Linked DNA regions of Homo sapiens: all the other regions are linked to region 1. A link is a loop called in an ENCODE intact Hi-C map of the cell type or tissue named here. Cell type or tissue: mammary epithelial cell. All regions are shown on one strand. Region 1 has its middle 180 kb from the start of ACTL7B. Region 2 has its middle 99 kb from the start of ACTL7B. Region 3 has its middle 41 kb from the start of ACTL7B. Region 4 overlaps LOC105376214 (a long non-coding RNA gene). Region 5 has its middle 380 kb from the start of ACTL7B. Region 6 overlaps LINC01509 (long intergenic non-protein coding RNA 1509).

Region 1 (4,000 bases):
GGGGCAGCCACGAGGAAGAGGAAAAATGGTGTGTGTTGACAAAGCACAATACACACGGTTGAATGGGGTTGACTCCCTTTTCGTTCACTCTGATTCTTCCAGGTGCATATCCAAGGGTGTTGCTGGCATTATTCGGGAAGTTTGAAAAACAGTGAATTAGACCCTGGTGCTGGGGTCACCACAACTAGAGGTTCTGTCCTTTCATACAGAGATTTGCTTTGTTTAGCAGGAGGGCACTGAGTGTTCTGGACCCTGGGGGGAAACATTCGCAGGTGGTACGTAAGACAATCCAACAAGGAGAGGGTGAAATTATTAGGATTTTTACTTCTGATTTATTTCATACTTTTAAATTCCTATTTTTTGCATGCACTACATGTATTAGTCCATTATACAATTTATAATAAATATATACATATTAGAGATGCGTGCTCAATGTATTTTTACTGAGATGTTTGTATAATGAAAAAGATTTAAAGAATGCTGCTCCAGATGACACTCAGTTCCCCCACACGTGCCTTCTACTGGCACTGGGGTGGTCAGGTAAGAGTATGACCACCCCAATGGTCATGGCAAGGTATCAACACTGATGCAGGAGTAGTTATTCTGCACCAAACCCACTGACTGCTGGCAGATGCATTAAGAAGAGAGTGTTACTTAAGCTGTATTAATGGTAGTAGTGTATCTAGAATGAGGGATGGGACAGTGCCATTCACCCTTACTTGTCCAGACCACACCTAGATGATTGTGTTCCATGCTGGAAGTTATCTTTTAAGAGATGACCCCAAAACTGAGCCTTTTAGAGGACAGTGACAAAAGACATCAAGGACACTTGAAAGCCTGTCAGTAGAGGAATGCTAGATGGGAGTGGAGGTGTCCAGCCTGGCTGGGAGGTAGCGTACGTAAGAGCCAGCTTCAGATTTCCCATCTTGGGAAGTGAAAATAGACACCCTTTATGGGATCCAAGAGTTAGAACCAATGGGTAGAATTACAGGTAAGAAAATTCAGGCACAACCTACAGAAGAACTTTCTGGCAGAGTCACCTCAAGAGAAGAACTGAGTTTCCCATCATTACAGATGTGCAAACGGAGGCAGGGTGAGTACTTGTTGAAGGGGCAGCAGAGCACACTTCGTCTCCAGATGGGTGTTTGATCAGGAACACAAGTTCCCAACAAAGTTAATGCACGGACAACTAGTGGTCGTAGGGTGATTTTTAGGTGGTAAATGAATATGTTTTATTTTAATAGTTGTATGGAGATCTCACAAATATGCTTGATTCAGATGAGGCTGAAGCTTCTTACATGGGGAAATTGAGGTAAAGAAATTCATCAAGTAAAAAGACAATAGAAGGAGAATGCAGATGTGGCAAAATTCAGGAACGACCAAAGACAAGGAAACTATGGGGATGAAGGCCCCTCCTTGCCTTGAGAGTCCAAGATTCTTGGATCTTCAGTACTCACCCTCCAACCCAACATCACTTTTGACTTGTGCTCTTCTTTCTCCAGGAAAGCACAGGCTCCAAACCTAGAGAGTCCCCAGGGCCTTTGTGTTCTTCTGGCCTCCAGAAACACCCAGGTTGGGCACATTCCTCTTCCCCAGCCAAATGCACCTGTCCTGGACACTGAACAACCTGCTTCCCTTTTCTGAGACAAGATGAAATTGATAAATGGACCCCTCATTAATCCTGGGCTACCCCTCCCCACCTGCATCTCAGGGAATGCAAGCTTACTTGAGCAGTGGCCTCCTTGAACTCAAAGATAGAACTCCAGGCTCAAAGTTCAGCATTAAGGTACGAGTTTTGAAGGAAATATTTTTACTCGGGTAGGATCTAGGAGCCCTTGCCCCCAAATTGTGCATTTATAATGATATTAGGTGTTTAGCTCTTCACAGCTTACAAAGCATTTCCCACGCCCACTGTCCACTGCCCACCTGATCCTCACAACATTGTAAGACGCAGTAAAGTGGGTCTTACAATGACTATTCTCATTTGGAGACAAGGAAATTAAGACTCAGAGAGGCTGCCTAACTTGCTCAAGGCCACACAGCTTTCAAACCCACACCCAAATTCCCTCATTCCAAATCCCAGACTCAATTCACTGTACGACACTGCCCTCCAGTGTCCCAGAGGAGGGACTCTTGCCCATCTACAAAGGTAACAAGAGCGGCTGTTGTCCCCAGATTCTCAAAAAGACAAGCGCTCATTTCAGTTTTTACTGTCTAGATTGTGATGTAGGTGGTTAGCCTCAAAATGAGGCACATAAATCACTTCTGCTCCTCAAGGAGCAGAGAAGTCTCCTCTCTGTTTAAAATATGTGGTGAGTACCTGCCTGTCTCCTGGGATGATTCTAAATGGAATAATGTAAGCAAAAGGGTCTGGCATACAGCAGGGGCTCAATCATTGCAGGCTGGGTCTGTTGGCACACCTCACTTTTCTGTCTGAGGTCATGAGTAGAAACAGAGGTTTGAAACAACCAGCTGAACATTTTATAAACTAAACTAGAATTGAAGCCCCAGATTCCCATGTCATGTGTCTCTGTTTGAAACCTAAGTGCATGCCACTTCTTGTTTGGCCTGCAGGAATTTTGCAAAATGAATCATTTCAGCAAAATGCATCTTCATATTAGGGAAGACAGAAACCCAGGAATGTGGGGGGGAAAGGCAATAAAACAAATACTATTAAATTCCACTGACTCTTAGTACGCAAGGCGTCTTCAGCACGTTTTCACCATATGGTGCAGATTTTCCAAGATGGTCCTCATTTCAGAAGTTCTGTGCCTCGCTCAGACCATGTGGTGGACACTGTGCCAGGCCATGTGACTCAAGTTTGCATTAGGAAAAGATGGTCAGTGTAAATGTGTGCCAGACCCTGCTTAGGCATACACAAGTGAAGGAGGCATGGTCTCAGCCCTTTGAGGTGTTCAGTCTCAAAGAGAAGGCAGTGGAAAAAGGATGGACTAGGATGAAAAGTGACATGGTGGGGCGAGTGACCACAGGATATTTCTAATGCAGAGAAAACCAGAAAGTCAGAGAAGGTTTCCCAAGTAAGGGGCGTTCAAGTTGGATCCTGAAAGTTGACTAGGAAATTGCCCAAGGAGAAGAGGTCAAGTGTACCTATCTGTGTTCCATTCTGCCTGTAGTCCTTCACCCACCTGCCTCAAACCTTCCACTCCTTGTCTGGATCTGGTGGTTCACCTTTCCCACCCATCCCCGTAAGATGGCCCAACCTCCCTTTCTTCGCCTCTGATCCTCATCCAGCCCAGCCCAGTTCCCTGCTCCACATCTTCCCTTTACCATGAATCACAAGGCCCACTCAGAGCTTCCTTCTCCCTGAAAGACTTGAAATGATATATTTACCTAAGACTCTCCCTCCACCTCCAGTGTTCTCTGTCCTCATAGGACAGCAAAGTGAGGAAAATGCCAGACCCAACAGAGGACGGAGAGCGTGGAGGTGCAACAGGGATGTGATTCATAACTCAACAGAGATGAGTGAGAAAGGCTGTGGTGGGTGTGGGAGCAGCCAAGGCACAAAGAGGAGGAGAAGGATTAGTTGAACCAAGCCAAGCTCAGCCTTAAAGATCCTGGTTTGGTTTGTTCCCAAAATAGGGTTGAGCTTATGGCTGGTTCTTACTTGTTAGCAACCAGTTCACCCGTGCCTTCTCTTAAGTCCCTGTTCATTAATCTTCTTAAAGAAAGTGACTTGATTCTGTCAGGGTTGCTGGCTGCATATCAAAAACCTGTTCTTCCACTAAGAGGTTGCAGAGGCAAAGTACATGCATAGAAATCTTCACAGAGAACCTCCATATAGAATAGAAAATCGTTCTGCCTGTCCACTAGTGTGAGGCGCATGCTGGTGAAGATTTGTATGCTTAAGTGCCAAGAAGCTGCATTTACTTATCCATTCACTCACTCATTCATTTATTCATTTACTTTAAAATATGTATTGACTGTGATCCAGACATGAGCTAGGTATTGTGAATATGAGCAACAATGAACAAGTTAGGCG
Region 2 (4,000 bases), 86 kb after region 1:
ATTTTCCCAACCTTGTTCATAAAACACCTCTAAAATGGACAACATTAGCCCCATTGTACACAACGAAACAAAGCTCAGAGTAGTTAGGGTTCCACAGTCACAGACAAAAGTCCCGAGTAGAGATCTGTCCCTGGACCTAATTCTAAAACTCCTGTTCTTTGTACTCTGTTCAGCTGTCTGTCAAGAAATCAATGGGGTTCACTTCAGTTAGGGAGTAACTGTGACCTGGTCATGGGGAGGGAAGCAAATCCTCATCAGAAGCCCCTCCAGAGCACCATGGGAGGACCACCTGGGAAAGCTGTACACCAGTGCGACTCCATGTAGTCCCCCAAACGGCAGCAGCAGCATCACCTGGAGGCTGGTTAGAAATCACATTTGTGGACCCCACTCAGACCCACTGAATCAGCAGCACTTCTGAGTCTGTCGGCAAGCTCTCCAGCTGCTCTGATGCCTGCTAAACTTTGCGAACCTCTGCTGAACACAGCCTCGCATTGTGATCAGTGGCAAGAAACAACACTGGCCAACCACAGATTGAGAAAATTAGACATGGAAAAACATGCATCTTCCTCCAAGGACTCAGAGTTCCCTGTGGAATGGGAAACTGAACCCAGAAAGCTTCATTTCAGGTTCTGCTCCACAATTAAGAGTTCCTCCATCCTTGCAGTGTGAAGGAATAGAGGCTAGCAAATTAGAATATTCACTGGCAAAGCTGGCAAATTAGACTATTCACTGGCAAAGCCAGACCTGCTTTAGAAAACTGTGGACCCCAGTGAACCCTCACTGCACCCTCACTGCATCCTCAGTTCATTGTGGATTTTCTATCTGGCACACAGCAGGAGCTCAATAAATACTTCCTGACTCACAACAGTCAGATAGTGAATTTAACCCCTCCACAACTCAGGGCTTGTTTTTTCTTTGTGGTTCTTTATCGCTCATTTGCATGCATTCTCACAGTAGATACTGAAAACAAAAGTTCTCTTCTCAGTTCCCATCTTGGCAGTCCTTTTGCTTTTGAGTTTATCGATTGCCTTGGGACTGATGCGACAAAGTATGGATTACAGATGCTTGAAGAACATTTGTTAACTCCAAGGGAGAATGAAGCTGTGAAATAAAGTAGTTATTTAATCGAATTCTACTACTAATAATGCCTTGCCTTGTTTTTCTTAAATCAACCTAAAACGTGTGGTCAAAAAATATTTGACTTCACTTTATTTTGGAAATATTTAACATTAAAAAGCAATGGCCCATAATCTCGGCACGCTAACAAAATTATTTTCATTTTTGCCCATTCTCTTTCAGGCCCTGTTTTCATAATCATATACAATTTTGCATGGTTGTAATTACACAGAAGCGATATTTAAGTCTTGCTTTTTTTTTTTCCTGGTTAAAGTTCCAGCCTGAATGAATTCATACATTATCTCATGATGATCATTTTCAATTTCTGGACCATGGACACATGTTTTGGCATACCACTTGAGCATGTCACAGTGAGTCAGGAAGCATTTATTGAGCTCTTGCTGTGTGCCAGATGCAATTCTAGGCCCCCAAGGATCTAGTAGTAAATAAGATAAAGTCCCTGCTGTCCAGACTGTAGCAGCCTACAACTATAGGGGATGCCATTTGCATCCTGTGTGAGCCTGTGTAACTCACACTGGGGAATTTCTTCCTTAGGGCAGATTCCTTTCCTTCCTCTAGAGGGCAGGTAAATAGAACTAAAGGCCAGGAGCACGCTGAAGGATGCATGCATCTTCATGGCTGTTGCTACCATAATATTACTACTGATAAAAGAAAAACATCAGTCAAATTAATTTTAAAGGAGTTTAATTGAGGAATGAACAATTCATGAATTGGGCAGCCCCCAGAGTCACAGTAGATTCACAGAGACTCCACCACAGCCACGTGGAGGAAGAAGATTTATAGGCAAAAAAAAGGGAAATGTATAACATACAGAAATCAGCAGTGAAGTACAGAAACAGCTGGATTGGTTACAGGTTGGCACTTGCCTTATTTGAACACAGTTTGAACACTCAGCAGTCTTTGAGTGGCTGAAGTATGGCTGCTGGGATTGGCAAAGACTCAGTGATTGTTACAAGTGCATACTCTTAAGTTAGGTTTTCAATCTTGTCTGACTATTAAGCTAGGTTACAGTTCATCTACAAGCACTCAGATATAAGACTATGGAGTCCTTCTCAGGCCGTATTTAGTTTGCTTTAACACTGCATTTTTCTCCCAAGACATTTTACCAATTTTCACTACTAGCAGAGATAGCAAATGTATCATTTTCAACAGAAACTCATCAGCATTGAGTGCTAACATTTTTTTTCAAACATGTGCCAATTGAATTAGTTTACAACAGTCCCTGGAGACAAGCTATGGATTTAAATACGCTCCCTGGCAGTCTTACTCTTCCCTCAGAGGCTTCTTTCAGTATATGAGATGATACTGTCTGTTGTGGACTGAATGAGTCCCACTCCAAAGTTCTTATGTTGTATTCCTAACCCCCAATGTTATGGTATTAGGAGGTAGCAACTCTGGGAGGTAATCAGGTCATAAGAGTGGAGCTCTCACAAATGGGATTAGTGCCCTTATAAAAAGATACAAAAGAGTTTGTTTCCACTAGGCGTGGTGGCTTATGCCTGTAATCCCAGCACTTTGGGAGGCGGAGGCAGGCAGATCACCTGAAGTCAGGAGGTCAAGACCAGCTTGACCAACATGGAGAAACCCCATCTTTACTAAAAATACAAAATTAGGCAAGCATGGTGATACACGCCTGTAATCCCAGCTACTCGGGAGCCTGAGGCAGAAGAATTGCTTGAACCCAGGAGGTGGAGGTTGTGGTGAGCCAAGACTGTGCCACTGCACTCCAGCCTGGGTGACAAGAGCAAAAGTCCATCTCAAGGGAAAAAAAAAAAAAAAAAAAGACTGTTTCATCTCTCTCTCTCTCTCTCTCTCTGCCCTCCACCATGTAAGGATACAATGAGAAGGTCATCTGCAAACCAGAAAGTGGCCCTCACCAGACACTGGACCTGCCAGTGCCTTGCTCTTGGACTTTCCGCCCTCTAGAACTATGAGAAATGTTTGCATTAAGCCACCTAGTCTATGGTATTCCATTATAGAAGTCCAAACTAACTAAGACAGACACTCTCAGATGATGAATGTGAAACCACCTTTGCAAAAGTTCTATCAGTGAGAAGATTGTAACACTAAGCTAAGCTAAACTAACCCAAACCCCATCTAGCCTTTCCCTTAGTTATTCCTGGGCTACTGGGCCAAGCTAACTCTGAAAGGTACTTAGGCTATAGTTTAAAATGATAACAGGCCTTGCCTAAAACTCAACCACTTTTGTAAAGCTAATGGGAGGCCATCAGGCTGTGCGCAGGAAAGGAGTCTGAATCCTGTTAAGGTGCAGACATTATTCCAGAGATTACAACATATGCAGCTTCCCCAATTACTCCTGCAAATAACAACACTGCTGTAGATTGGCCTTTTGGGATACCTTTCCAGGTTTTTTGCATGTCTGACACCCATGGCTCCACCGGGATAAGCTTCTGTTGTCCCCACCCAGAAGCAATTTGGCCCACAAGAGGACAGTTTTAACCCTCTATGATTTCCTCTCCACCCCCAACCAATCAGCAACAAGCACCTGTTACCTGGCCACCCTCACCCTTTCCTTCAAACCACCTTTGAAAAACCCCTAACCTATGCACGAGATGACTTGAGTACAAAACTCCGTCTCTCATGTGGCATGGCTAGTCTATGTCTCTTAAACTCTTTCTCCACTACAATGCCATGGTCTTTCTTTATCCAATGGGCAAGAGAACCCCTCAGGCAGTTACAAATGTCAGAGTTAAAACAGGACACTGATATAGCTGAATGGTCTTCCTAGAACGTAAGGCAGGAGAAGGGTCTCCCACTAGGGTTTAAGTTTTCTCTGTGGAATAATATGGATCCTCGTGTTGGACATGAAAAGGAAGGAGAAAGAGAGCAGCATCCTCCAAAA
Region 3 (4,000 bases), 140 kb after region 1:
GAGCCCAGGGGGTCTCTTCTTGGCAATTGCAGCTGCACATCAAAACTTGACTCTGACACAAGCAGGAACCAGGGCCAGATCCTGGGCTCCCCAGGCCTCTGTTCTGACCGCCAGACAAGAATGTCTGTCTCTGTTAATTTGACTTAAGCTCTGTTTAATTACTAACTTGGTAGTTTCTGTACTCTGCTTAGCTGCTTGTCAAGTATGTGGCACTTTTGATAATTTAAGGGTTGGAATTTAGTCTATTTTTGCAATTGAAAATCAGCCTGGAGCCAGAGTTTCCCTTTTATTCAGAAAGACGAAACAGATGGGACATCAAAGGCGGTCATCCTGTAATTTTGTCTTTTCTGATACATTAAAAGCAGGCCTTGCACACTGGCTGCTTGATGTCATTGGAAACTTCTATTGGGCCTGTAAATATGAAGTCTAGTGCTTTCATATCATTAGTTTTTATCTTTCTGCGTCCAGCTTAAGAAAAATTACTCAGCAATGTCCGATGGCCACACCCAGAGGCAGCATGGAGGATGCCTAGGAAGCATGGGGACTGGGAGCAGGAGAGTTTGGGTTCCAGGACTGGCTCACAAGCTCTGGGTTCCATGACTCCAGTGCTTACCTAAGATCATTTTAACTGCTGTTATACATTCTACAGCATTTGTTCATTCAAACCAACACTTATTTGGTATCCCATAGATTTTGGGGCAGATTCCACAAGCAAGGAGATCTGGTTCCTATTCTCAGAAAGCACTCAGTCTAATAAGACGACAGATGGGGAAAGAGACCAGCTCACTCTACATAGTTGTTGTAGCCAAGGTGTACAGAAAGCAAACCAGGAGCATGGGAATAAGTCAGTCTACTTGAAGGATGGGGAGGTATTCACCAAGTGTGGCGTACTCAGGACAAAGGACAGCCTGCACCCCACAGGAAAGTTTAGTATAGGCTGTGATGGGGAAGGGAGGCAGAGGAGGAGTGGAGGCAGGGGACTGTGAGGAAAGGAAGAGGGTGTAAAAGTGAAGAAAGTGAAGTTTGACCTGTTAGGTTGAGGTCAGATATTCTGGAAAAACAAAGTCACTTGGTTAAATGGGAATGACAGAAATAATAGCTAACAATTATTAAGCTCTTATTGCTACTATTTTAGTACTTTCCACTTAAATCTATGATGTTCAGTGATGGCAAATTATAATACTTGCCCAAGATGATTCAGTTGGGAAGAGGTGAAGATGGGAATTTGAAGGCAATCTGCAGACCTCAGAGCCCAGCCCTTAGCCATCACACAGTCTTGCCAGGGCTTCGCAAAATATTCAGTGAACTGATGAATCCAAAAGTACTTTGCCAACTGTGAAGTGCTGCCCAAAAGTAGCCACTGCTGTTTACTAGTTTTGTTACGAAGATCTCCAAAATAAGAGATCTTTCTTCTTCCTTGATATTTGACAGTGCAAACCCTGAGCATTTTTTCCCAGGTTCAGAATAGCAAGCAAGAAAGGCTATGAGATTGTTATGTGGACATATTATGTAAACAAACAAACAAAAGGCTATGAGACAGAAATCACTCTGGATGAAAGGAAAGGAAGTCTGGGCTTTCATGAGTCACACTGAGAGACAGAAAAAATGATAAAGTCAGGCCAGGCAACCCTTCTGAAAGCTTAGCCTGTACTGGCACCTGCTGGTGCCCACAGTAGCTGTGCCAGCTTTACTTTCAACCAGGAATTATCCCTTGGAGGGTAAATGCCCCAGGGCAGTTTTATGTGTGAAGGGATTAGGGGCAGAGGGAAGGGTTGCAGCTTTTCTTCTTTTCTTACTCAAGAGGCTGCTGTGCATCTTTGGAAAAACCTCCAGGCTAAAATTCACTAGTAATAAACTACTGAGCACCTTTTATGGACATGCGTGGCACTGAGGGTCTCACTCAGCTCCCCCAAGAACAGTACCCCCAGCCCACCTCTGCAAGACACAGAACTGGAGGAGGTTGCTGCATTTGACCAAGATCATGCAACTAACTACTAAGTGGCAGCTCTAATTTAGGCCAAAATTCGATTTCATTTATACTCTTTTTTACAGCACCAGGTTATTTCCAAAGACTTAAGTTCACAGTCTAATTTTCCCATTTGCTATGTATGGGATCCTGGCCCTACCAATTCACCACTGAGAGTTTTGTCTTGGTTGACTGATCCCCTTACCTTATTCCAGAAGAGGTCAAACATGCCTACCTTACTCAAATCCTTTTCTGCAATGTGGGGAGAAACCCCTCTCACGGTGTTTGTAATGATCCTAAAAAGAGGTTGGATCTAAAAACATAAATAACAATACAATTACCTTTAAAACCTGAAGACCTGCTACGCCATAAATGTTTCTTTGAACTTCCTGGCTCCAAATGGAAAGAAGAATTCAAAGGTATTCCCTGAAATAGCTCCTAAACTTGTCAGTTGATGTTCGCACCTGGAAAAATCTCTTAACCCCAAATGTGTCCAATCAAAGATCTAGAAAACTTATTTTCCAGAGCTCAGTTGAAATTTAAAGAAAAACAAATAAAAGATACACAGTTGAACCATATGAAATTGCCAATATTTGACCATTCTGACTTACCAAAAATAAGTAAAAGCAGCACATTGAAGGGATTCAATGTAATTTACGCAGGCCCTCAAAAAGACAGGGTCTTTATCACTGTAGTCATTGGACAAGCCCCCTCCAGGCCAAGTATCAGCAGACAGGCACAAGAGTCACCTGGGTGATTGTTTAATATGCAGGTTCCCAGGCCCACTCCAGAAATGCCGATTCAGGACTGGAGTGGGGTGAGTCACTCAGGAATGTGCCTGTGTAAAAGACATCCCAGGTATCCCAACACAGGGAGGAGGTGCACCTTGCTCTGGAGTACTACTGGGCTTCTAAGGCAATCACCCAGGTGACTCTTGTGCCTGTCTGCTGATATTTGGCCTGGAGGGGGCTTGTCCAATGACTTTACAGTGATAAAGACACTGTCTTTTTGAGGGCCTGCGTAAATTACATTGAATCCCTTCAACGTGCTGCTTTTACTTATTTATTTTTGGTAAGTCAGAATAGTCAAATATTGGCACTTTCATATGGTTCAACTGTGTATCTTTTATTTGTTTTTCAGAAGACAGCATTCCAGGATGCTGCACTCTCAAAGGGCATCCAGTCTACGGTGGGCAGGCTGATTTAAGGATTTATGCTGTACAAGTGGACAAGATCCTGGAGGGGCACAGTTTCAAATCTCATTTCCATAACTTGGCCGCTGTGAGAAGTCTTTGGAGTACCCAGCTTTTTTGTTTTAATGATCCAACCCTGCTTTTTGTTGTTTCCTTTTGTTTGTTTTGTTGCCTGAAATTTATTATTATTATTAATTACTGCGAGGGGACCTGAAACACTTTTTGAATAGCTGCTTTAGGGTGATGTGTTCAGTCCCCATCCCTCTACCCTCCAAGACAGAATTACTGCGGCTCTACTTGTTGGTTTAAAGACTATTTATAAGCAAGGTCCATCTTCCACATTGCAGATCCAAACCAAAGCCTCATTATTTCCACTGTTTGTTTTGCTGCAGAATGGTTAACATTTACATGGAAATGGGTCTTTTTCTCTATCCTGTAATTTGGATTGTTTAGTTTTCCTTTTTGGACTTCTTTGATGCTGCTGAAGAAAGAAGTCCGCAGGAATCTGGAGAAAGGAAGAGTGAGCTGCCGGGGGCCGAGTGGGCGGCAATGCTGTTTGCTTCCGTGCCTGTGTGGCGCCCCCCCGCCACGCCGCCCCCACCACTTCCCCTAGTTGGACTAAGCTATCTCCTTCCTGTTTCTGCTTTTCTCCCTCCTACAGCTGGGCTAAGATATGTCAGCACTTAGGGCTGGAGGTCCAGCTTTACCACTAACTCAATATGGAACCTGGATCAAGTCTCCCTCGGAAGCTTTGCTTCCCATGTGAACAGTGAAGGTGCTTAACCAGATGATCTCTAAATTCCATTACATTCCTAAGCCCACTGAGCTTCCCTTTTCTACAC
Region 4 (4,000 bases), 250 kb before region 1:
CTTTTTTGTAGTATTTAAGAGCCATTTTTAATCCCTTTGTTTATATATATATATATATATGCACACATGTGTGCACAGATACCTAATAATTCACTTTTTCTGCTAAATTATATGTGATCTATACATATTTAAGCTCTTTCTAATCATTTTATTTTATTAAGCCATATCATTACCTGCTTAATAATGAAAAATTAATATCCAAAACTTTAAAGAAGGAAAGTTTTATGTGAAAAAATTATTTTCTTTATTTCCAAAGGAAGTATTTTTCATTGTTTTGCAAGAAGAGCATATTTCCCTAAAGCCCTACATATTTGTTAAACCTTACCTACACGCAGCATATCAGAAATTCATCCACTCTCTAAAGTGTGGTTATACCTGCTTAATCGCACATATTCAAACAATTTTAATTTAAAAATAAAACAATTTTTTAATGAAGCAGCAAAACATCTTTTCATAATTGAAGCGCAATAGGCGCACAATCAGAATTTTAGTAAAACTAAAAACTGGTAATAAAAATTAAATAAAAGAAGACAGGAAATAATATAAGGTTCTAAAAATTGGTAAGAAAACCATGCCAAATTACCAGCTTTTTTATATATTGCACTTATTATAGTGTAAGTGTTCTTTCCAGAAAAGTGAAGCAATACATTACATTACAAAGAATATAAGAAAAAGAAGAATGTGAAAGCATTTATGATCCAGGAAAAAACATTGTTAAAGTTGTGTAAGTACCCTTCTAATCTCTTATCTATGCACACACATACATACACATAAATAAATGCATAGTTTCCCTTCCCAACATTTAGCTCATATGGAACATACTGTTTTGTAACCTGCCAGGCCTTTTTAAGCCCTGAAATTCAAACTCAAGCCCTTGAGGCAAACTCTTGAAAAAAGGGAGGAACGGGCTTCAATAGAAATCTCACAAGAAAAAGCAAAGGAAGGAAAAATGGAGGGCACATGAGATCAAAGAAGACAGAGGATATGGAACTGAAAGGATATCACAAAGGAAGCAAAAGATAAAGACGGACTTTTTCAATTTAAACCCCATTTTCTAATTTTCTTAATTGCATCAACACTGCGCTATTGTGTGTTTTTAGAAATTCTACTCCTCAATTCAGTCTTCCTCTCCTCCTCTTCCTCCCCCCTTCTCTGTGACTGGGTAGTTCACAGCACAGTGTAGAGATGCCAACTGCTGGAGCCAAATTCAATTCCAAATCCAAACATAAGCAACGTTTGTGAATCGAGATGCTTTGAGGTTCACCCAACTCCAATTTTACCAATTCCCTCCAGGGAAATATTTCTCTTTGAAGCTTCTGTGTACCCAAGTGCATTCTGGGATGGAAGTTTGGGTTTCTGGTGTGGGGCAATTTACGTATAGAATGAATACACTCTGCACCTAACCCTCTTATTACCTCCTGTGTTCCACAGTCTGTGACAATGTATAGTAAAATCAGCACATGAAGGCATGGCTGGAAATCATGCCCCTTTTTGTTCATATGCGTCTAACTTCAAATTTAAAAGGCAAATAAAGAATATTGAATTAGCCCAGATGTTGTAAAGTTGGTATCCATCTTAATTTCTTCAGAAATACTCTTGAACTTCCAAAAAAAAAAAAAAATTGGAAAGGGAAGAGCTTAAAATGAAATTCATTTTAAAATGGTAGTTTTAAAACTGTTAATTGTATCAAACATTGTCTTGCCAATAAACGTCACAGGCCACAAACTGAAACTACAACAAAAATATTTTCTTCCCAAAGAAAATAAGCTGTTCAATTGTGTAAGTTGGAGCATGTTTTTAAATATATGGAACAGGTGGGGGTGCAGTTGAGCAAGTTAAAGGCAATCTACCTGGCCTGAAAGGCCTGAAAGCCCAACTGGAAAAAGAAATAAGCTTGAGCTTAAAGCAAACCTGGAGTTTGAGGAGAGCTCAGAATTTTGTCTATGCGAAGAATTACATGCTAACAAACCCACCTGTCAAGGAGGCCAGCAGCATTCACTAGTGGTTACAATATCATTTTGAGGGACACACTGAATTGGAGGAGCAGTCTCTAAAACCCTCTAGGAACCTGAGCCCCTTCCTTTCCTGGCCTCCTAGGAGCTGCCTTCCTTCTCCTTCTTCATCACCAGGATAAAATAACTTGTGACCAAAACAAAAGAGAAGGCATTGACATTTTCAGTTGGGGTCTCGGATGACTCCATTCTCAATCCCTTGTACCATACATACCTCTGTCAATGTCTTCTCTCAGAATTCGGTGGAAGCTGAGAGTTTGTCACCTTGTTTAGCCCTTTGATACTCCTTCCAGTGTTTCTCGTGATGTCACACCCTTAGTGTATACTCAGGAAGTATGGCCTGCATTATCATATCCTTCTTAAATTACTAAAAATAGATTTGGGGGTGAGCCTGCAGAATTATGTCTCCTGGGCCTCTGAATATCTTTTCTTTTATACTCAATTATTTTGCATTATCCCAGACAATTTCATTTAGGTGTTTGATTAAAAAATAAATACCACTTGGTCGATCCACCATCATTATCTTTTCCAAAATGTATAAATACATAAAAAATAAATGCCTGTTCTTGGTAATGATCATGCTTTCCTCCCCTTGCAGGTCCTAACATTTGCTTGTCAATTTGGAATCTGCATCCTAATACATATTCCCATAGTACCCACATTTTCTTCTTAGTTATGATTCTCCCTGGGCCTCCCTAAAACAAATATGCTTTTGACACAATATATGTTTGTAAAGTGAGAGTATGCACAAAGAATTCCATATGTAAATGTATTGGGTAAATCAAAATGTACTTTTATGACAGAAGAATTAAGAATATTCACAACCTTAAGAACTATACTAAGCTTGCGCTAGTCACTGAGCCATGAAAGGTGATAAAGAATCAGACATAGCTCCTTTGTCATCCTAAGCACACTATATATATATATATGTGTGTGTGTATATATATCTACATCACACTATATATATAGTATACTATATATGTAGCACATTATCTATATATATATATATACAGAGCACACTATCTATATATATAGCACACTATATATATACACACACACAGGCTTACACACATACACACATACTTTTTTTGTTTAAGGTCAATAAAATTGCATCTGTATCATCCTATCATCCTGTTACGAGTTAACCTTAGCATGGTTCCAAGTTTTACTTAAATTAGGCAAGAGTTCATGAGAGGACAGATGACAGCATTGTTGCTGGGTAGTAATTCAAAGCTATGAAGTAAGGTTGCTATTAGCCCACATGTGATGAATGACAATACAAGATGTGGCAGTTGGTCTTAGCCTCCCTATGAAATTCATAGTCTTCCCTTTGAAAACCAGTTGTGGCACAGAGGAAAGGGCACCAGCTCTAGGTAAATGGGTCTTGCCACTTTGTGGCCCAGCATATAAGGAGCTTAGAAGTGGCCACTCTGTCCCAATAAGTAAAAAGCTGAACAAACAGAATAATCAACAATTCTTCTTATTCGTCAGAAAAGTGAGGTCACACAGCAAAATGCTGTTCCCCAAATTTGGAAGACAGGTAGGTAGATACAGGGAATCATAACTTACCAAAGTAGAAACCCACAAGAAGAAATCTCCTTGGAAACTAGTGCCAGAGTAGGGAAACTTGAACTGTAATTAACAACTTGCAGGAGGCTCAGGACAACTCAGAGGACAACTCTGAGAATTAAAAACTGTGGGGAGATTCAGTCAGAGGGACTGGCCTCCACACTTTTATGAGTGTTATCTCCAGGAGTTCAACCGGGTCCACATGGTAAAAATTGGAGAAAATCTTGCACTTCTGACAGGGGAAGAAGAAAGGCATCATTCTGAAATACGCCAGAACATTCTGTTCTTCTTAGCAAAGCGTGACCTTAGGACAAACTATATTTTATCAGAGCCTAAGCTACCTGCGGGAAGGGAAATACCCAACTTCAGCTCCCTGAAGCCTTTCTGTGCCACCTAAGGGGTGAGGGGTGCTAAAAAGC
Region 5 (4,000 bases), 190 kb before region 1:
ACCCTGTGTGGCCGTGGAACAATCATAAGTGAACATAATATACAAGATGTAGGACATGGGCCCGACAAGAGAATCAACACGTCTCTAAGTGCAGACAAAATCATAAGAATTACAGGGGCTCCTAGATTGGAGAGGCCTTAACCAGGGCTTTGGAATTATGGCAGCAAAAGAATCTCTTTGGTGAAACTGCATCTTAAAAACACTATGTAGAATCGAATCTGGATGCAATGCTAGCATTCAGAACAAAACCCAGTTATTGGATACTTAATATAAGTTAAATATTCAATTATGAAGTTTTATGCACACTAAGGAATTGCTTGCTATCTCTTTAGTAATTGATGTATTTCCATACCCGATCAGAAACTAAATCAGCTCTCCACTTTCCAGGACATAAAACTTTCCAATTTGTTTGCATTTCAAAAAATTGCTCACACACACACATTTGAATTATGACTCATGAAAAGAGAAATAACAATACAGTCAGTCACACGTTGCTTAACAGCAGGGATATGTTCTGAGAAATTGTCGTTAAGTGATTTCATGGTTGTGCAAACATCATAAAGTGCACTTAACACAAATCTAGATGGTATAAGCTACTACACACCTAGGCTATATGGCATAGCCTATTATTCCTGGGATACAAACCTGTACAGCACGTCGCTGCTTACCTCAGAAGCACCATAAACATGTGAGTAATTATGATGGCTATACTGTCACTCGATGACAGGAATTTTTCAGCTCCATCATAATCTTGTGAGACCACTGTCACATACGCAGTCTACAGTTGACCAAACATCATTATGTGGCACATGACTGTACTTTTTATTTGTACATTTCTTTCTAGTTTCTATTGTGCTGTACTATCCATCATAGCAACTGAACTTATAACAATGCTGTGTGGTAGGTATTGCTATCCTTGATTTTATGGTCAAGACGTCAAAACATTGACTGGTGCAGAGTCACCCAGATAATTAGGCCAAAGCCATAGAAACAAAATCTGATGACTCCATGTCTAATGCTTTTCGTGCCACGACAGAGCCATCATGAACAGTGAACATGAAGGATCTCCACCAAGCTTGATGTCTGGGAACTATTCAACCCTCGGTGGAAGTTTGTTGGGTTCCCATGTTTATCTGAGTTATTTTACCAGGTTCCTGTAGGACTCACTCATCTCACTGGACTCTGCTGCCCTAACCCAAGGGGACTAGGCAGGTTTTCCCAATGCCAGATGGTTGGGCTGGGAGAAGCATTATAAACGAAATGAGTGAGCCACTACATCCCAGGGGAAATGCCGCTTGGATCTTTGAGAAGAGGCCAAGGGGGTGCCTGACAAGACCCAAAGGGAACCGTTATTATGGGCAATTCACAGGGTCCATGTTCTGGCCCTTCCCCTCACAGGCTCATAAATTCCTCCTGTCAGAGCTACAGATTTGACTGGGCCCAGAGCACTGACTCACACTAGTAATGCGCACAGAGACATTCATCAAATTAGCTGCCAAATCTGCTCGTTCGCAATGAGGAAACTCATTGTCAAGGGGATGGGTGCTCGTGTCAGCCTGACCAGCTGTGGGCAGCCTACAGGGAGAGTCAAGTAACCAGAGGCTCTTTCGTGGGCCTCACCCTGATTAGTGGCAGAGAATTAACTGGATGATCAAAATGTTTAGTGGTCAGAGGCGGGATAACAGATGACACTTCTGTCTCATTGCAGGACAGACTTATCAGAGAGAGAGAGAAACTGAGGCCAGTCTGACCAGATGTGTCATCATAAGGCTGCTGAGATGACACTGGCACCCTCTGTGACCCTCCTTTAGCTGAGTTTGTTCCGTACCAACTCCGTTCTGACAGACACATTCTGAACTACATTTCTGAATGTCAAGTTTGGCTGTAGCCAGGACTAATTCTGGCCCGTGAGTCATTCTGATTCTTTAAAGAGATTTTGCCCCACTCAAAACTAATACTTTCTATGTTGATTTCTGAGCCTAATTCCCAGAGTGCAATCTGATGTCCCTTATTTTCAAGTTTGTGGTGAGACTACACTCATCACTGTCAGCCCTGTGTCAGAACAGTCTGACTCACCCATTTCACTTTTGCAAAGTAAAAAAAAACAAACTTTAAAAATTCTTATTACAAAACCAACATAAGCCCTGTATTTAAAAACTAGTAAACATATGTACACACATCCACACACAGATTTAATCTCCTTTAATCCCAATGACTCAGTACATTCTGTCAATTCTCTTTATGTACACATTTTAATAAAATAATAATATTTTGAAAATTGCTTTTTCACTTTACATATTATGAACATCTTTGTTAACAAATAGAATTCTAAAACATCATTTGGATGACTATCTGCTATTCCATTCTATGAATAAAATTAAAATTATTTAAGCAAGCGTCAGTGGTTGGATATTTAGGTTGTTTCCAACTTTTTGCTCTTACGGCACACTGCACTGCAGATCCTTATGGATGAATATTTTTAATAAACATTTTATTTTAGAAGTATTTTAGGTTTGCAGAAAAGTTGCAGCCAGTATAGAGTTCCCATAATATAGAGTTCCCCTAATGTTAACATCTTATATTACCATGGTACATTTGTCATAACTGAAAAACCAACATTGGTATGTTAACATTAACTATACTCCAGACTTTATTCAGATTTCATTAGCTTTTCTACCAATGTCCCTGTTCCGTTCCAGGATCCAAATAAACATATCACATTGCATTTAGTGTAGCTGAATTTTTACGCACACATATACAAGAATTCCGTGACTTAGGCAATGGGGTTATGTCCTCATAAACCCATCATAAGTTGAAAATATCCTAAGTTGATAATGCATTTAATCCAACTAACCTACTGAACATCATAACTTAGCCTGGCCTATTTTAAACATGCTCAGAACACTTACATTAGCCTACAGCTGGGCAAAATTATCTAACACAAAACTTATTTTATTAGAAAGTGTCGAATAGCTTATGTAACTTCTTGAATACTATACTGAAAGTGAAAAACAGAATGATGGTGTAGGTACTGAAAGTATGGTTACTACTATACCATGCATATTGCTTCTGCACCATAGTCAAGTCCAAGGCTCTTAAGCAGAACCATCATTAAGTTGGGGACCATCTGTATTACTTCCATTTATTCCTGGACATGAAAGAATAAACTCCTGGAAGTGCTGGACCAAAAGACACAGAAGTTTTGAAATTTTTTGATACACGTAACTGAATTGCCCACCAGAAGTGTTATACCAACGCACATTCCTCCCATTAATGCATTAGAATGTCCATATACATGCTGACAATGCTGTTTCTTGTAACCACTTTGAACCCTATTATGATGGTGTCACAGCAAAGTCAAATTATAGAAAGAATAAGCTGATTAATGTTGAGGGCCCTATCTCTGTTTATCTGGCTGGGTGCAGGGAGGTTTTAGCATATGTGCAGATTGGTGAGCTATATGTCCTTCAAGCAATCCTCTAATGTCTTATGTGATGACTAGCTAAGCCTTGAATAGATATCAAGAAGTAGTGAGCCTAACGGTCAATGCATGGCCAGAGAAGTGTACCTGGGAGCTCTTTCATGTTGCCAAGATTACAGTCGTCTTCAGTACAGCTCCATAGACACGTGTGCTGGAAGGAATCAATGTGCTGTACTACATCAGCTTTCAAGTTTTTTTTTTTTTCTACCATGACTCCCTGCTCAAAAGCACATTTTAAGTCCCTAGAAAAAATTATTTACTATGAGCAATGCTGTCTGAAATTTTCCATTCTATTCGATTTCAATGCGTAATCTTACAAGCACTGAACTTGTGCTGTCTGCTATAGACCCGCAGCCACATGGCTAGCGAACACTGAAATGTGGCTAGTCTGAATTGAGGTTTGCCAAAAGTGGAAAATACACACCAGATTTCTCGAATTTAATTCAACAAAGTGAATGTGCAACATCTCATTAACAATTTTATATTAATTACATGCTGCAGTGATAATATTTTGTGTAT
Region 6 (4,000 bases), 1.2 Mb before region 1:
TCCGCTCCTCTCCCCATCTCCCTCAACAGGACTTCTTCTCCAGCCCTCACCTTCAAAGAAGGATTATATGGTCATGCGCACCAAGGCATCTCCAGGAATCAGAACGGTTCATGAGTTTTCTAAAAAGTATTTATTATGGAAAATTTCAGATGCACACAAAACTAGAAAGAATAGCATAATAAACCACCATGTACCCAGCTACAGCATGTATTAACCCATAGACACGTTTATTTTATCTGTATCTTCATGCATTCTCCACGCCCCACTCTTCATACATAAAGGATCATTTTGAATCAAATCCCACATCTCACATCATTTCACTTGTAAATATTTCAGTAGGTAGCTCTGAAAGATAAAAATTAAAAACATACAATGCCATACGTGCATCTACAAAATTAAATAATTTATTAGTATAATCCCATCCACTGTTTAGATTTCTCTGATTTTATTATAATTTTTAAAAATGGTTGGTTTGTTGCAATCAAGATGCAAGCAAAATCCACGTATGGGGTTTGGTTAATATGTCTCTTTAGTCTTTTTTAGTCTAAAGGCTTCTTCTCTCGCTTATTTTCTTCCTCTTGCCATTTATTTGTTGTTGTGTTTTCACTTGCGATTATTGTCCTATATCTAGAGTTAGCCACATTCTAGGGTTTGCCAGTTGCAACCTTGGGATGTCATTCTACCCAGAGGCTGATTCTTTGGTGCCTTTGTTCCAGTGTAGACATGCAGCATGCAAGCAGGAGGGGGCTCAATGAAAGAGCAGTAGGTCATCTTTTCCAACCTTGCCACATCAGTGCCCTGACCAGCCACACCACTAAAGTGCTCTGGTGAATTTCTTTTCCAACACCCTAATGCTGAGGCTTTCCAGCCATCCACCCATCCATCCATCACTCATTTCCTTGGCCATCCACCACCCATTAAATGTGAGGATACTATGGCCCAGGCACTGAGCCTAGTGCTGAGGATACAGGGCTGAATCAGACCCAGCCTTGATCCTCAGGGTGGTCAGGGCCAGTGCAAAAACAAGCAAGGAGATAAAATATGCTGGTACTAGGCTTTCCTGCTGCATTCTCATTGCAGACTTGCGTGAAAGGGAGCTTACAGCAGGAGTCCCACTGGACATTAGAAAAAGCTTCCAAAGGCCAGGTGTGGTGGCTTATGCCTGTAATCCCAGCACTTTGGGAGACCGAGGCAGGCGGATCACCTGAGGTCAGGAGTTTGAGACCAGCCTGACCAACATGGAGAAACCCCATCTCTACTAAAAATACAAAATTAGTCGGGCGTGGTGGTGCATGCCTGAAATCCCAGCTCCTCGGGAGGCTGAGGCAGGAGAATCGCTTGAACCCAGGAGGTGGAGGTTGCAGTGAGCTGAGACTGTGCCACCAGACTCTAGCCTGGACAACAAGAGTGAAACTCCGTCTCAAAAAATAAAAAAATAAAAGAAGAAGAAGAAGAAGAAAAGAAAAAGCTTCCAAAGTGGCTCCTGAAATGTCTGTCACAGGACTCAGCCAGGCAAGGGGGAGGGAGTGAAGGGTGAGGAGGAAAGAGAGGACATTCAGAACAGGCGAACTGCAGGTGCAAAGGCCCGGAATCTAGGGAAAGCAGAGTCTGTGGGAGGAACAGCCAGTGTTTCAGGATGGCTAAAGCAGAGGTTGTGAAGGGCAGGGACGACTTTAGACCTTAGAGGCCCCAGGCACTGTTATTTTCCAAGGCCCCACCCCCACACTATACCATGCTTATTAAAATTCACCCACATCACACAGGAAATATGAGTTATATATGGCTACCTAAGGTTGAGGCCAGTTGCAAAGACAATTGACATGTTACATTTTGTAGACATTTAATTACATATTTATCAATTACAACTTGACGGCTTTCTTGTTTTATCAGTTTTGGAGGATGTACATAAATATATAGAATGAGAGTCTCAAAACTAATCTTGTAGCTACGCCTGTGATGGGCTAATTGATGAATCAGTGCTGGAGAATGGGTCACAGTGGCAAATGAGGCTGGAGAGGCCCGTGAGCTGCTGTCCCAGAGGGCCTGGGATGTCCTGCAGGGAGCTTGGCATGAGAAACCTTGGAGAGTTTTAAGCAAGGGCTGATGTGGGCTGCCTAGAAAGGCATGGATGAGAGAAGCCTGGAGACAGGGATCCCAGGGAAACGCCCATGCAATTAGTCTATTTCTGCTGCAAGTAAGCATGCATTTGTAGGCTTGATGCTTTTTTTCTGCTTCTCCAGCCCTGGCCTGGGTCAATCCTTGGGGCCCAGACTGAGCACGTGATGGCAGAGGAAAGGAAGCCCTGCTTCCTCCAGAGGGCGTCGCAGGACAGCTTTTCCTAGACAGGGGCTAGTATGTGCAGCTCCTGCACCGGGATACTGGTTGACAAGTTTGGCTGGGCTGGAAGCCAGCACCTAGGGAGGTCCCTGGAAGGGGCCAGCCTCACCAGGAGAGGAGGGACCTGGCCCTTCAGGGTCGAGCTCAACAGAGGAAAAGATCTCAGGGCACCCAGAGCCCAGTGGCTTTCAGCACCTGCATGAAAATCAGAGATCAACCAGATTACCCCATATTGCCCAAGAGAAAACTGAGGCCAGAAAGTGATGGAGCTTGCCCAGGACCCCAGAGGGTGTTAGAGGCAGGCCAGAACCAGAGGACAGCTCTGTCCCAGCACTTGCCCTCCTTTAATTAGGTGGGTGGTCATATCGCAGTGGTCAGAGACATTGCAAACAATAATAATAAATATTGAGCACTTGTTACACGCAGGGCACTATGCTAAGCACCTTGTATTTGTTATGTCCTTTCATCCTAGCAACTTCTCTGGAAGTGGAGTAATATCTCCCCCATGTCCTACATAAGACAATGGATACACTGGAGGGTTAAAGCCATGCCTTGCCTAAAGTTACACAGCTGTGCTTAACAGCTGGAAAACCCCAAAGGGTCCCTCTGACTCAGCCCCTGTGTGCTCAGTTTTAATTTTGGGAGGGAAATAACAATGCCACCTTATAATACTTTCTAAGAATGAGAATTTTGTTCAGTGAAGTGGCCTTCTAGAGCTGGAAAATGAATTCATATACTCTTCATATTTTTAACAAGGATGTCGTAGTTAATTGATCCGTAGCCAGGAAGTTAGATTAACCAGGACACTTCTGGCCCCAAGCACTCTAGCTAGTTGATTAATGGAGACATTGCCATGCCAGCTAAGTGGCTTTGGAGTGCAAAATAGGATGAATTGCTCTTAGCAGAGACCTAAATCCTAAACTCAAATCCTCACATTTGGGCAGGTGATCAATGCTTAGGGAGCATCTCCTGCCCAAATGCGAGGATTTGAGAGGGACAGTCGCCTATACAGGTTCACAGAACTGACTGGCAGGACCAAGACGAGTCCTCTTGTATCCGAAGCCCAAACCCTTAATCTTGAAGCTCAGTAGCAAACCAACAAAAGACTGTTGCAGTCAGGCGTACGCCACGTTTACTTTTCCATTGCCAGGACTGGTAAGCCGAAAAGGCACCACAGAGGATCCATGAGAACGGGTACGTAAAGCATACAGATTAGAATTTTGGCTTTGTCACAAAGGCACTTGAAGGAGTCAACCCCTTGGAGGAGACTTTCAACATTCATTCAACAAATATTTACTATGAGCACTGGGGAGCCCACAGTGAACAGGATGTTCAAGGCCTGGGCTCTCAAGGATTTTACATTCTAAGGACGAAGAAAGTGGGGCTGGGTGGGGACGGGGAGAGACAAGAAATATAAAGAGACTGTTAAGTGCTATTAGGGCAATAAAACTGGATAATATGACAAAACAGGGATGGAGTGGGACTGTTTAGTTAGTAGCCAGGTATGAGAAATTTGAGTTGAGATCTGCATGATACGAAAGAAGGAAGCTGGTTGGGTGCAGTGGCTCATGCCTACAACCCTAACACTTTGGGAGAACGAAGCAGGTGGCTCACTTGAGCTCAAGAGTTTGAGACCAGCCTGGGCAACATGGCAATATCCTGT

What was found. Hi-C counts contacts between places; a loop is a spot of excess contacts. Peaks named below come from ENCODE experiments on the same cell type or tissue, not always from the same donor. Only the 100,000 strongest peaks of a DNase experiment are listed, where the experiment ranks them.
Region 2: it touches region 1 in a loop (5-fold over the local background); 3 of 110 quality-filtered maps call a loop at or near these places.
Region 3: a loop joins it to region 1, with 12 times the contacts of the local background. A loop is called at or near these places in 2 of 110 quality-filtered maps.
Region 4: a loop joins it to region 1, with 9 times the contacts of the local background. A loop is called at or near these places in 3 of 110 quality-filtered maps.
Region 5: a loop joins it to region 1, with 3 times the contacts of the local background. A loop is called at or near these places in 3 of 110 quality-filtered maps.
Region 6: a loop joins it to region 1, with 13 times the contacts of the local background. A loop is called at or near these places in 3 of 110 quality-filtered maps.

What each region holds. Positions count from the first base shown.
Region 1 is chr9:108,669,288-108,673,287 of GRCh38, forward strand. No RefSeq gene overlaps it. Among named protein-coding and RNA genes, the nearest start is that of ACTL7B, 180 kb to the right of the region's middle. In mammary epithelial cell, a CTCF peak has its summit at 2,121 (motif pointing left); DNase peaks (open chromatin) are centred at 2,124, 2,584 and 3,404; H3K27ac peaks cover 2,020 bases.
Region 2 is chr9:108,755,279-108,759,278 of GRCh38, forward strand. No RefSeq gene overlaps it. Among named protein-coding and RNA genes, the nearest start is that of ACTL7B, 99 kb to the right of the region's middle. In mammary epithelial cell, a CTCF peak has its summit at 1,696 (motif pointing right); no DNase peak of the experiment used is centred here.
Region 3 is chr9:108,812,529-108,816,528 of GRCh38, forward strand. No RefSeq gene overlaps it. Among named protein-coding and RNA genes, the nearest start is that of ACTL7B, 41 kb to the right of the region's middle. In mammary epithelial cell, a CTCF peak has its summit at 1,661 (motif pointing left); a DNase peak (open chromatin) is centred at 1,613.
Region 4 is chr9:108,414,706-108,418,705 of GRCh38, forward strand. All of the region lies in intron 1 of LOC105376214 (a long non-coding RNA gene), which reads right to left. Among named protein-coding and RNA genes, the nearest start is that of ACTL7B, 440 kb to the right of the region's middle. In mammary epithelial cell, a CTCF peak has its summit at 1,830; a DNase peak (open chromatin) is centred at 1,826.
Region 5 is chr9:108,477,149-108,481,148 of GRCh38, forward strand. No RefSeq gene overlaps it. Among named protein-coding and RNA genes, the nearest start is that of ACTL7B, 380 kb to the right of the region's middle. In mammary epithelial cell, a CTCF peak has its summit at 1,599; DNase peaks (open chromatin) are centred at 493, 1,523 and 1,983; H3K27ac peaks cover 2,197 bases.
Region 6 is chr9:107,420,076-107,424,075 of GRCh38, forward strand. It overlaps LINC01509 (long intergenic non-protein coding RNA 1509), which reads right to left. Exons shown (of 8, transcript NR_121581.1): 8 at 209-345. Among named protein-coding and RNA genes, the nearest start is that of LINC01509, 45 kb to the right of the region's middle. In mammary epithelial cell, a CTCF peak has its summit at 2,313 (motif pointing right); a DNase peak (open chromatin) is centred at 2,326.